Linked DNA regions of Mus musculus: region 1 is linked to region 2. The links are chromatin contacts, found by Hi-C or POLR2A ChIA-PET in ENCODE. All regions are on one chromosome and are shown on one strand. Each heading gives the region's core, a stretch centred on a gene start or an enhancer-like site at or near the end of the contact. The rest is flanking DNA. Distances are from core to core; before and after follow the strand shown. Region 1 holds the start of Hoxb3 (homeobox B3). Region 2 has its middle 42 kb from the start of Hoxb1.

Evidence for each region. A loop is a pair of places that touch in the nucleus more often than their neighbours do. ChIA-PET counts read pairs that join two places held with the same protein, here RNA polymerase II (POLR2A).
Region 1: POLR2A ChIA-PET joins it to region 2 with 15 read pairs in Patski. The contact joins the promoter of Hoxb3 here to the enhancer-like site in region 2. A Hi-C loop is called at or near these places in 5 of 37 maps with a recorded cell type or tissue (heart and mouse trophoblast stem cell). POLR2A ChIA-PET finds 5 or more read pairs at or near these places in 1 of 5 experiments (Patski).

What each region holds. Positions count from the first base shown.
Region 1 is chr11:96,319,012-96,326,231 of GRCm38, reverse strand. Hoxb3 (homeobox B3) reads right to left here and starts at 3,106. Exons shown (of 4, transcript NM_001079869.1): 1 at 2,787-3,106. Hoxb4 (homeobox B4) reads right to left here. Exons shown (of 2, transcript NM_010459.7): 1 at 7,009-7,220; 2 at 4,594-6,202. The coding sequence ends at 5,904.
Region 2 is chr11:96,404,873-96,411,431 of GRCm38, reverse strand. No RefSeq gene overlaps it. Among named protein-coding and RNA genes, the nearest start is that of Hoxb1, 42 kb to the right of the region's middle. Within about 2 kb of position 3,505, at least 2 of the 3 ENCODE cell types and tissues checked have a DNase peak (open chromatin) inside an H3K27ac peak, as active enhancers do; they include heart, where a contact is called at or near this core.

The DNA of each region.
Region 1 (7,220 bases), core at 1,857-4,356, 85 kb after region 2:
GAGCGCGAACTGAGCGCTTTCTTGCTGCGGATAAAGCGAACATTTAGACTGAGGAAAGCGAGATTGATTTACGAATCCGAACGCTCCAGTTTTATGGCCGATCACAAATCCGTCAGCGCTCAACTCACGCTGGGAAACTTCCCAACTCAGTTTTCCAATCAAAACCGCTCCGTAGTCTCACCACTTCCCAGGGAGACCCACCAGGCTGACTCCAGGACCCTAGTGGGACTAAGCAGCCTCCGGCCCAGGGTGGCGGGCAAGCAACAGAAGAGAGGGAGTGCAAAGGGCCCAGGGAACTGGGGGAGAGGTCAAAAGATTGGAAGACCTCACTCGGGGGTGGCCACGAGAGATGTGGAAGGAGAGCCCAGGCAGCCGCCAGCTCCAAAATGGTTCAGGTCTGGAAATGAGAAAAGGGGGGGAGGATCTTCCGCCGCGGTGAGACTAGGCGAAAGAACACGTTTGGGGGGACCCCAGCTTTTCCCTTCTATTGTCACCCTTCTTCCTTTTGGTGAACCCCTAATTCTCAGGGATTTTTTAACCGCACAAAACAGCTTATAAAAGTTCTACGTGACTAGGTCTTTGTCACTTGGACCTAGAGAGGGTCCCCGCGATGGACAATCGGCCCGTTCGTTATGTATCTTTACGGGCAGTAGTTGGCCATTATCAACAATATCAAAGTGTCCCAGTTTGCCTCTCTGACCACCCCTTCCTGAACCCCCCACCCCACCCCAGTCCCTCCATTTATGCCACCCGGGGACAAAGAAAAAGCCAATGGCTCCTGTTATTTCTTGTCTGAGACAAGACTCCCCAAATTACAGAAAAGATTTATACAGTGTGAGCAAGGAAGGCCTCACACGCACTCCAGCAAAGCACAGCCTCTTCCTTTCTTAAGGAGAGCAGTTCCTCTTCCCAACTAGAAAGAAAAGGCTTCTCCTCCCTTCCCTCTCCTTCCTTCCACGTGTGCTGCTACTGAGGATATTGAATGCAGAAGATAGAGCGCCAGTCACAGAAAAGGGGTCTTCACTCCAGCTTCCCCCCTTTAGCAAGTCTTCCACTTATCTCTTGACTTGAAAAGTTTCTACCAACTTTGGTTAGCAGGGAAAACGCGCGCAGAGCAACGTGCGAGAGGTCCTCCTTTCAGCTCTCTTACTCTACTGCTTATTGAGGTACACAAGAACTTAGAAAAGGAAGATTGGGGTACGGGAGATAAAGGTGTTTATAAAAACAGCTCCCTAAACAAAGGAACTTCAGAAAATAGTTGAGGGGGGGGGGAGAGAATATGAAGAAATATCTCCAAGATAGTGTCCATGGTGGAAAGCCTTTCTCTCCAGCTCAGGAATTTATTCCTCTGATCTGTGACTGGTGACTGTCTGACCTCTCAGTATTGTATTCTTTAGTTCTCCTTCCCTCAGCTCGCTTTAAAGGAGGCAGAGGGGTGGGGAGAGAGAGAGAGAGAGGGAGAGACAGAGAGGGAGAGAGAGAAAGAGAGAGAGAGAGAGAGAGAGAGAGAGAGAGAGAGAGAGAGAGAGAAGCAAATGGAGTTGGGATGGGGCTGGGGCTGAAGCCAAACCTAGGGAAGGAGCTTTATATAGACAGATCAGCACCAGTACTCCCTACCCACAGGACTTCTGGGCTAACTTAAAAAGACAAAACAAAACAAACAAAACTCTACCTTTCTTCCCAATCCACAACAATAGAAAAATGATACATAAATTCTGAGCTAGCAAAGCATTTGGGGACCACAGTGGGAATAAAGAAGCTAGGAACCCTGAAGAGGTGTGACTTTCCCTCTGGGGCAGGAAGCAAGAGCTAGCACAATGTCCAGTCTCAGAGAGGTCAAGGGGCTTCCGAGGTCATTTTGTGGTTCTAATACCAAGCTAATCGCCTAGAAAACGTGGCCTCTCCATGAACTCTTCCTCCTGCCATCCTCCCGCCTCCAAACTCTCTCTCAGTGAGGCCTCAGGGAAAAGGGGACAGCACATTCAGGTCTAATGCAGAGTCCACCAATTCCCCAGCCTGAGAAGTAAGGCCCCCAGAGGAAGAACAGAGCCCCCAACCCAGAAGCAAAAAGAAAAGAAACTGAACACGGGAGACTCCAGGAGGCCTGGAGTGTGGGGTGCATGGGATTGGGTGGGGGGTAGAACAAAAGAGAATTTCTGCTGCACCTGGTCCTGAGCAGTTTCTTTTTCAATGAGTAAAGATTTATCTAGAATCCCAAACTAGATACAAGAAGAAAACCCAACCAATTCCACTTCTATCAGTTCCAAGGATAGGAGACTCCGTCAAGAACTGGATTCCTTTTTTTTTTTTTAAAGGAGACTTCAATGACAACATCTCACTGGTAAACAGTGTAGACAATCAGGAGTCCCAGGACACAGGCACACACACACACACACACACACACACACACACACACACACACACAGAAGCTCTCCCTGTCTGCATTTTTCAAAACCAGAGAAACACTTCTGAACAGCCTCACAAACAGCCTCTCTGGTGTTTTTCAGGAGCCCTGACACCTCCGTCCTGACCAGTTCAAACACTCTCCAGGTGTCCAGGCCTCTCTCTCCTCTGTCTCCACGTCTCTCCTTTTCTCCCCAAACATCAGTCATCATAAAAGGTAGCAAACCTGCCCAAGCATCCTCCATAAAATAAAACCCCACAAAGATAGTTGAAAAAGAAAGAGGAGGTGAGAGGTTTTCTTTTTCTTTTACTTGTGAAAAGAGCCCATAAAATGATTAAAAAATAAAAAATGAAAAAGCCAGCCCAAGCCAGGGCTTTGTTACCTCTGAGCCTCTTGCCCGCTCTCGCCTGAGCTCCTCTGGTCCCGTTCATGACGAAAGGAAGGCTTCTTCCAAAACTGAGAGAAAAAAGTTTTCAACTTTATGGCTCCAAAATTTTTCCCCCTTGCCGATCCGGAGAGACGGCTAACACTTTTTTCCCCCAACAGCCGGTCTGCGGAGATTTGCTGTTGAATAATGACAAAGGAGAGAGGATACGTATTTAAAGAAAAGAAGTGATTAATGGTTTTCTGTATAATTCTCACATTTTTCTTAGCTCTTGTCTACACAGAATGGCTGTGAACTTTAAGCTCTATAGAAATCTTCGGTCCGTCCTCGGCCTCCTCCTCCTCTTCTTCTTCTCCTTCTTTTTAAAGATTCTATTCATACCTTCCAAGGAGCAGCTTTGACTTGATTCTTTAGAGACATTCCTGGGGGGGAGGCCTTATGGTTTTTAAGAACTATTTTTCCCTCAACTAAGGGTTGTCTTATCTCCTTAGCTAGAACATTACACCACAACCAAGACAAAGCTAACCCTCTCATCCTCCTCCAGGGCTACAGGCAACTCTCCCATCCTTCTTTCCTTTCTCTTTAAAAACTGGTCTTCTGGTTTCATTCTAAGGGGCATTTCTACTGCGCTGGGGATACTGGCCCGATGGGTTCTCTGGCCTACTCAGATTCCTGCTAACCTTACAGGCTAACCAGAGAAACGTAAAATAAACAACAATCAAACATGTGCAAGAGGTTGGCTCTTTATTTTCTGGAAAGAAATGGAACAATAACAACAACAACAAAAACTGAAATGACTTTTAACTGTGGAGTTTCCTGGAGGCAACGTAGCTGCATCCTGGGCCATGACAGGCTCACAGAAGCCAGGTTTAGAACTTCAGGCCTTAGAACTTCTTGGCTGTGGTACACAAAAGTGACCCAGACCTGGCCTAGGTCTCTGAGGATCACCTGCACTCCCCCCCCCCATTCCATTCTAGGGGGTTATTGGGACCTCAGAGACAGACAGCTATTTGGTCCCCAGCCTTACTTTCGATACTTTCTATGAGAAAGAAAATGAAAATTAATACAGGAGCAGGGCTTCACAAAAGAGCCCATTTGTCTTCTTGATTATCTATTTGCTTGTCAGAGTTTGAGCTATGGCACCGGCTAGTTCCTTTGTAATATAAAAATACTCAGAAACCCTGCAAACACCCAGAAACATCTGTGCAAAAAATTAGACTCATTAAAGCCTTAAACACCTCAGAGGAAAGTGATACCTTCTCATTGCGGGGAGGAAGGAGGCTGGCCTCGTGGAGTCCTTTCTCGAACTTTAATAACCAAAGAGCCGTCTGTCTAGAAGGAGACAGCTTAACTGCATTTTATTTGCTTATGACAAATAAATCCCCATATGAAAGACTTTGCCCTACTTAAGCCTCTGGTGTCCTACAATGAAACACACACACACTTACACACACACACACACACACACACACACACACACGCCTTGGGGACTGGAATCAGCCCTCCCAATCCTTGTGATTCATTTTTGGACTGAATGGGGGAATTTTTTTAAGTCTAAAACAAAACACATGCACCCCAAAGGGAAAACAAACCCAGCTTCCACAACTCAGAAGCTTCTGAGAAAGAAATTCCTAATGGAGTTTTAAAAGGAGAGAGAGAGAGAGAGAGAGAGAGAGAGAGAGAGAGAGAGAGAGAGAGAGAACTTAATTGTGAGGCCATACCCTCTAGGATGCTTGGCATACACACTGGGGGGGGGCGCACTTGCTCACACCCTTAACTTCAACATTCCAACAAAACCACGATGTGATGGTCACAAGAAACCAAACATTTATTTCTGTTGTCACTCTGTACAGGACACAAATTTTCACACCAACAAAAGGTTCTAGGCTCAGGCAGCCCCAGAGGTAGGAAGGGGCCTGGTTTTGGAATGTCAGAAAGAGAACAGGAGAGAGGACACACATGACATAAAATAATAATAATAATAATAATAATAATAATAATAATAATAATAATAATAATAAACGATGCAACAATGATAACAACGGGAGAGGGTTCTGCAACATTGTCCTTCCAGAGTAGGAGGGCCACAGTATTTTATTTCCTAATTTCACATTCATTTGTAACCTAAGAGAAGGCCTTGACTCTACTACTGTGAACTGCCCAGAAGACATTCCCAGCTCCCAGAACTCAACTGCCCCTCACCCTGCCAGGCCTAGCTGGACCTTCTAGCAGAAGGCCTTCTTGGGTGTCCCAATTGCTACCTTTCTTTTTTCATTTTCATTTATTTCTTGGGCTCGGATTTGGGAACCCACGTTGTGCAGACTGCCCTTCAATTCCCTTCTGTTCCCCCTTCTAAGTCTATGGTGGAAGGGAGTGAGCAGTCTTCCCACCCACCCCCACCCCAAAGTGGGTACAGACAGGGAGGAAAGTTATATGTGTGTGTGTTTGTTACCGTGGCCAAAACACTGTGCTATCTGGCAGTCTGAGGGTGCATTCGCTGGGTGTCAGGAGTAGGGGACAAAGAAAGAAAAATCCAGGCTGTGATCCAGCAGCGACAGCAGCAGAGGCGGCGGCAGCGGCCGAGCCTGGCCTCATTTGTTAGCCAAGTGTCGAGGTAATGGTCGCCACCGAAGCTCGCTCGCCCGTCTTCTCCTCGGCAGAGTAAACAAGACAGATGGGCCCGGGCCTGGCGTGATTAAAGATGAAGCCTGGATCCATCTTCACCAAAGCTGAAAACCAGGCGCAGCAGACTCCTCCATTTCTCTTCTGTCTTTTCCTTTCTTCCTCCTTTTCTTGCTTCCTTCCTTTCTTCTTTTTCTTTTCTCTCTCTCTCTTTCTTTCCTTCTTTCTTTCTTTCTTTTTTTTTTTTAAAGGAAGAAAGCAAGAGACTCGAATCTTGTCTCCGAAGGACTTTACCCGGCTCCCTTATTGTCCTTTCTATAAATAAGGCTTCCCTACCCCCCTTCTCTGTGTTTATTCCTTATAGATAAAGTGAGGGTAGGGTAGATAGATTTTTTCTGGGCTCAAGCCCGGGGACCCTCCCATACCCCGCACCCCCTTCGGTGCTCGCTGTTCCCCCCACCCCCCCATGTTCGAACTCCTGCTTGGGGGGCACTAGAGCGCAGGGGGGCCTCCGTTGGGCCGGCCAGGGGGGCCTCCGGCTGCGCCCGCGGTGCCACCCGAGCGGATCTTGGTGTTGGGCAACTTGTGGTCTTTTTTCCACTTCATGCGCCGATTCTGGAACCAGATCTTGATCTGGCGCTCGGACAGGCAGAGCGCGTGGGCGATCTCCACCCTCCGGCGGCGCGTCAGGTAGCGATTGTAGTGAAACTCCTTCTCCAACTCCAGGACCTGCTGGCGAGTGTAGGCGGTCCGAGAGCGCTTGGGCTCCCCGCCGGCGTAATTGGGGTTTACTGGACACACACAGAGAGAGAGGGAGAAAGAGAAAGTTTTATTGCCCCCGAAAGGGAGGAGGGAAACCCTTTCTTCCTTCCAGCTAACACCGAGCCTCCTGCTCCCACTACCTCATCTTGGAGGGAGGGGGTCGAAAAAGGAAGACCCGTGAAAGAAAAAAAAAAAAAAAACTCAAACTTTTGGAGGGCTGTACTGTTGTCCTTGTTGCCTGGGGGAGGGGCACTGTGAGGAATCTTGGAAAGATTTTCATCTCACTCTTTGGCTTGAGGACCCCAATGGCGTGGGGTAGTGGGAGGGGGTGTTGCCCTAGACCTTTCCCCGGCTTAGTTCCCACCCTCACTGCTCAGATTCCAAGCAGCGCCTTCCCCTTAGTAAAAACTTTTGCCTACTTCTCCAGCCAAGGTACCAGATTGGAAGAAAGGGGAAAAAAAAAAAAAAAAGAAATCCAGGAAGTTGATTCAACTCTGTGCTTAAATAGGGATTACCTCCTCCTCTTCCTTCTCCTCCCCTCCTCCCACACCCCTCCCCAACTTCCAACTTTACTGGGACTGCGAATCCCTGGCGAAAAAGTCGCTGGGAGAATGAAGAAGAGGATGACTTCAAAGGCGCAGGGCCCACTAGGCCATAAAAATTTATGGGCGATGTAATTATGTGGCTCTGAAAACAGGAGACCGTAAATCTCTGGCAATGGCGAGTTTATAGCGGGGACAATTGGCTTCCCCTCGCTCCCTCCCCCACATGCCTCGGAGGTCCCTTCACTGTAAAGCGCCGGGGGTGGGAGGGGAAGGGGTGCCCACGCACTCACCCGTGCTCACGTGAACTTTGCGCATCCAGGGGTAGACGACGGGCTCTTTGCACGCGGAGTGGGACGGGCTGGGATGCAGGGGGTTCTGGGCGCAGGGAGGCGGCGGGGGGCTGCTGCTGACCGCCTCGCTGCGCTGCCCGGGCTCCGGGAGGAGGGCCCCGGCTGTTGGCTGCACTGGAGCCCGAGGGGACAGCCCGGGCGGTGGCGGGGGC
Region 2 (6,559 bases), core at 2,256-4,755:
CCACCCACTGGTTACCTCTGGCATTCCATTGTGACCATTGAAATGTCTCCAGACAGCACCAAACATCCCCTGCTCTTAGGGTGGGTAGGCGGCAAAGGAAGCTGTGAATCACTGGCTGAGGCTGAAGCTTGAGAAGGAAGGTCCCCGCTTTTAGTGCCTTGTGGGAATAGAAGAGATTTTGCTAGTAGAGCAGGTGAATGTTCATCGGTGCAGAGTTGATGAGTAACAAATTCGCACCCCCTGGGTCTCTCTGGATGGAAACAGGGAAGGTTCCATGTGAGTGAATTCCTGCCTTGAAGAAAATCTTCCTGTTAGATCCTTGGGGTAACTTTTTTTTAAAAAAAGGAAGTATGAGGTCATGCCTCGTGAGAAGTTACTGGAAAGAGCAATTAGTTCCCACCATTCAGACAGGATCCGCTAGTTCTCTGAACTTGGGGTCAAGTACATAAACGGTTCACTCTGAATGGATCCTACCTGGCTAAGGAAGAGAATCCCAGAGACCAAGCGACTTCTCTAATGTTGCACAGCATAATAAAGATGAAGCCAGGACTTGAACCCTCTTGGCACTGAGCATACGAAAAGGCAGGATCACATGGTCTAACCCAGCGTCCTCTCTTACTGTAGGATCAGATAGAGCAGAAAGAGGCCAGAAGTGTCTATGGGTGACTGTTTCCTGGAGGGTGACATGGGAAGAGGCTCTTCTTTGGGACAGGCTATTTCCCAAGATGCTCTGAGGTTGCTGGCTTCCGAGCCCCCTATCTGGATTTCTCCTTGTTGTGCACTGATAAGCTATCAAGCCCGACACACGGTCCACTGAGGAAGTGGGAGCCAGGGAGACCCCGAGGCCATCAGGAAAAGACTGGCAGAAAACAAAACAGCACAAAGCAAGGCATCCTGGGGGTAAACCTGCCGACTGAACTTCTATGAAGCAGGAAGACAAAGAAGAGTCAAGACTGGGAGAAAACTGGAGAGAGAAAAACAGGAAAGACAGAAAGACCCACAGAACCACCGAAATAGAACAGCGAGAGAGTTTCCCTCTCCTTTCTTTGGTGTTTAAATAATTTATTTATTGGTGTTTTGCCTTCATGGGGGGTGTTGTGTGAAGGTGTTGGTTCCCCGGGAACTACAGTTACAGATGGTTGTAATCTGCCCTGTGGGTGCTGGGAATTGAACCCAGATCCTGTGGAAGAGCCACTAGTGCTCTTAACCGCTGTGCCATCTCTCCAGCCCCTTCCCTTTCTATTAAAACATCTATTTTAAAAATCTTCTTATTGACCTGTAGGCCTCTCTTCTCTTCCTCCTCCTCCCCGTCTTCCTTCACCTCTTCTAGTGGAAGCCAGAGAATCTCAAGCACTAGTGAGTCCTCACCTTCCTTGCTTGAGACAGGACCTTTTTTTTTCCCCTGTGACTATGCCAAGCTAGCCAGACATTTTATCCTCCTACCCTTCCCTACTCCCTATAGAAGCACTAGAATTACAGACTCTCCAAGCTACCATACTCAACTTTACCTGGACTCTGGGGATTTGAACTCATGTCCTTGCACTTGCATGAGACATGCTTTACTCACTGTGCCATCTCCCCAGCCCTACATAGGTTATTTTCAAGTGTGCTTTTGTCCTATTTTAGTCTCCCAAGGGTTAATAATGCACACCAGATATTCTTAGAACTTATTGGTGATTAGACAAAGAATCAAATCTTCGAGAGTGATTTACTGTGTGTCTTCAGGAAAGTCACTCAACCATACTGAGCAGTGAGGCCTCCTTCTTACTTAAAAGGAATTTTTAAAAAAATGCAGAGATTACTCCAGCCAGCTCTAAGGAGAGCCCTCATTGTCTAACTCACTGGAAGTGCTAAGGAGCTGTTCTTTCATCTGGAACTACCTGGGGAGAGATTTTCTTTCCGTGAGCTTTTACATCCTCATTCATTTGAATTGGTGTTCTGGGAACTGGGCAGGGAACAGGTATTTTTATCTTACTTTAATGGATAAGCAGTAGCGTAACTGGTAAAAAAAAAAAAAAAATGGATCTCTCCTTTCTTACACTCCTCTGAGGACCCAGGGAAAGCCCAGCCATTCTTAGAGTGGTTTAAGAGAATGGTCTAGATTTTTGAGGAGGGGAAATTCTGCTCTTTCAAGAGGGGAAGGACCCACAGACCAAGAGGAAGTCAAGTCAAAACTCATGTTAAGATGCTCAAACCCCTGGACAGTCAGATGGGGCCATTGCTTTGACTGCTGTAGTTTCCTTGAAAGAGGAGAGGGGAGTTCGTCCTAACCTTCTCATTTGGGGGTAACCAAAACAAGGATTTAAAATGGATTTCAGGGTGGGGCTTAATTAACTGTAGAGGGTTTCCCTGGCATGGTAAAGGCCTGGGTTCCGGGTCCCACACTACAAGAGTTCCCAGGAGTTGTGCTTCCTCTCCGGGGCCTGCTTTCTCTTTCCTCAAGGCCTTCCCTGTGTTCCCACTCAACTTGTGGGTGGTAATAATTATTTATACCCGTCTCTGCAGCCCACATCCTCCAGGGGCCAGCTCAGATTACACCTGCCCTGATGAATCCTTCCGCTACTTTGTTATTAGATCCCCAAATTTGTCGACAGGAACAAGATCCTCCACACGGAGAAGAAGACAGCAGTAAATTAGGAGTGAGTTATCCGCCCCGCGTAATGTATATGCCCACATGTGTAAGTTAACACTCTGAGGATGACGTCATGAGCTGTCCGATGATGCAGAGCCTTGGGCTCTAGAATCCTCATTTTGCAGAAAGCGTTTTTTTTTTGGGGGGGGGGGGTTGCAGAGTTTGAGGGGACTGGGTTTTTTTCTGGGTATTAAAAACTAGTAGGTTCTTTTACTGTCTCTCTCTCTCTCTCTCTCTCTCTCTCTCTCTCTCTCACACACACACACACACACACACACACACACACACAGAGTCCTTGCCCCATCTCCCCTCCCCCACCCCGCCTCTCCAGTACAAGGACTGAATTGGAGCATGTGACTAAGTGGATAAACATTTCATTCAGAACCGCCCTAGACCATCATTGTCCAAGTTCTTTTTTAAGCATTTACCACTTTGCTCTGAAGAACAGCATAGAAGTGAATCTCCAGGCAAGAGGCCTCCAATACACCAAAGGGGGGGGGGGAGTTCCAAATTCAAACCCAGTAACAAGACTAGCGAAAGGGAGGACCGAACATAAAGCTGGAGGAGACTTCCACAAAATCACCAAGCAACGAAAGGGTGTCTTTTTCTCTACCATAAGTGACACCCGGAACTTCTTTCCAGATCAACCACAAGGAGAGAGTTTATTTGTCCGTGAAGAAGACCCTGGGCCAGGCCAGGTTCCCACAACCCAAGAAAACTCCAAGGAGGTCAGGGAAAGAGAATCCAGGCCTAGAGTCCCTCCATCCTGCTGCAGCCACATAGCACGGAATTGGCAAGGGACAGGGGCGAGGAAAGGGGAGAGTCTGGCAAGAATCAGAGCCAAAGCCGGTGGCTGGGAACCTGGAGCTTTTGGCGCACAGCGGCGGCGGCCGCTAGGGTGCAGCTGTGGGCTGATGTGGGGTCCACGCCAGTGGCGGAGCCACGCAGGAGAGGAGCTGGCAGTGACGGCGAGGTGGTTCGGTGTTGTGTTTCTACTGTAACTATAATTAGGCGGATTCTGTGTTTATTTAGGCTGAGAGCTGCAAGATAAATGACAGCTTCGAAGATGCTTTTCAGCACTTCATAAATCACCCACCGGCCCGGGCAGTTTGCTTGTGTCACGTCTCAGTTCTCCCTCTGTGCCCTGCCGGTCCCCCCATTCACCTCGGAAGAGGGCATAGTCTGGACGACCCAGGAGTCCGCGCCACAAAGGGCAGGGGGTAAAGGGGAACGTAGTGTCTGTCCTTCTCTAAGATCTCGGCGCCCCGGAATCAGTGCCCAGGAGCTGCCTGGAAAGCTGTCAGGAATAGCTTCCTCCCGAGGTGGTCCCTAGGCCCATTGGGGATGGGTTGACGGGCAGGCCTGCCCTCCTCTGGGAGAATATGGTCTCTAATCGGCTCTAACTCTTCCCCTTGCCTCACTGACACAGCTGGAGATTTACGGGAGACGCTGGAGAAATATTTATAGTACAAGGAACTGTCCTTTCCCCTCCTATGCCTGTCGGCGTGTCTCCTGGGGCTGGGGTGGAAGAGCCCATGTCTTTTCCCATTGGAAAGCATATTCTGTGGTAGCGCTTCTCAGAGGGAGTTTGGAACTCCTTAGCCATCTGAAAGAGCGAAGAATCAAAGGGCAACCCATCTCTCCTACCTAGGCCTGAAACAGTCCAAGAAGTGAGACGAGGCTTAGACTTGAAGCTTGCAAGACAGACAGAATGCAGAGGCATTACCCTAGCAGAATAGCGAACTCTGGATCAGGCACCTTTGCGGGCAGACTGTTTCCCATCCGAGCTGTGGCTAAAGGGTCCAGAATAGACCTCAGGAGCAATGGTGTGGTTTCTAAGTGTTTGACTATGAATTAGGAGACCTTCGTTCAAATCTTAGCTCTTCTCACAGTGGGAATGTGTGTTTGCTCTGACTCTGGTCTTCGGTTTCTCTTCTTCAAAATGGGGGTCAGGGCGGGGAGGGCCGATGCCAGGTATGGCCACTCAGGTCTGTTATCCCAGCCCTGGGAAAACCTAAGGGAAAGGATTGTGAGTTTGTAACCAGCAGAGGGATACCTAACTGGATTCTGTGGTCTAGGATGCAGAAGAGAAGGCAGCCTACTTTCTAGAAGAGTCTCGCTGGTGCCAATCTACTCTAAGTAGTGCCCTAGAAGGCATATAGTGTTTTGGAGATGTGGCTGTGTTTATGGTGTCGATTGTAGTTATGATCTCCCAGGTGAATACTTAGCTCCAGACTCATCAAACTGTATATACATTAAGTGCCTAAAGCTTTTTGTATGTCAAGGACACCCCCAACAAAGCAGTTTGTTTTTAAATGCTTGTCCAGGCTGGCCAGATAGCTTAGTGGACAAAGTGCCTACAGGGCAAGCATGAGGACTTGAGTTCAGAATCTCAGCACCACAGAAAGCCAGACACCGCGAACAGCATCTGTACCCCAGCACTGGAGGGGCTGGGGGGGGGTGAAGACAGGAGGATGTCTCCTGGTTTCCTGCCCAACCAGCCTAGTCAAGTTGATGGCCTCCAAATTAAGTGAGAGACCCAGTCTCAAAAAACAAAGGTGGAGAACAGCAGATGAGGATGCCCGGTATGACCTCTGACCTACATGCACAGACACACATATACACACAAACATATACATATATATATATATATATATATATATATATATATATATATACACACACACACACACACACAAATGCATGCAACACACATACAGGAAAAGAAAAAGGGATATGAAATTTGAACACCGAGCAGTGTGTTAATGGTTTCACAAATCGAATGTAGAAAATGTATTGTTGCACTTGTCCCTAAACGATGCTCTATCATGGAGAGATGACTTATGTCGTACTCAAAACGATGGCATGTTATCAGCTGTCCTCAGCCCTGACAAATTTCTTTGTGACATTATTAACAGCACAGCAGTGACAGTGAGAGGTAGCAACGTCAATACTGACAAGGTCAAGTCTTCAAAGCCAGGATCACTTTAGACTTCTCTCGCAGGCTCAGGCTATGCTGAAGAATACGGCTCTGCTCAGGGTTTGGAGGTGGAGCTTGGCTTTGGCTTTGGCTTTGGTTTGCAGGGCCTGGATCCCTCTGACTGACTTGTCTTTGTCTTCTTGCTCCTTCTGATTATTCCATTTACTCAATGTGTGTGGAATGTGCTGGTTAGATGCTTAAGACGAAAGTGAATTCTGGTTACAAATCTTTCCCTGGAGGTGTTTCTTGTCTTTTAAAGAGACACACATGAAAACAAAGCAGGCAAATGAAATCAAGTGCTGGGAGCTCAGGGACAGAATCTGCAAAGGGCACACCGCAGTGTCCTGGAAGAGGTGGTTGGAGTGCTCCCACAGTGCACCGTTCTCTACACGTTGGACAAAGAAATGCACCAGCGAACAGAAGCGCTGGAGAAAAACCCTAATCCCACAATGCTATGAGGCAGACCATCTAAATTAAAGGACGTAGGAATAAGGGGTGTACCTTCTCAAAAACAGCCCCTTGAAGCCAGAAATATACATGTGTGCCCATAGGCACCATCTTTCCTTTTGCTCTTGCTCTTAGAACATCCCAAGGCTGTACGTACCATTCCTGGAGGGGAACCATTCTTGTTCTAAAACAAGCTGAGCGGAGTAACCACATATGGAGGGCTTTTTTCCACCCATTTCATGTTTGCTGAGTCCCGCCTCCCAAGATCATTAAGAAAACAGACACCGTGAGTCACTGCATGGCTTCTAAAGAAGTTGGATGAGGATGAACCAAGTCTTTCCACCCTTCTTATGATCAAAGGCCTCCTTGCATCTTGCTGCATGTGCGACTCACTCTGCAGCTTAGGAGCTGGCGAACACAGAGGTGGCAGAAACTACAGGATTCTGCCCGAGGGCTCCAGATTTCACCAGGCACAAAGGCTGGATGAGAATTTGTGGGAT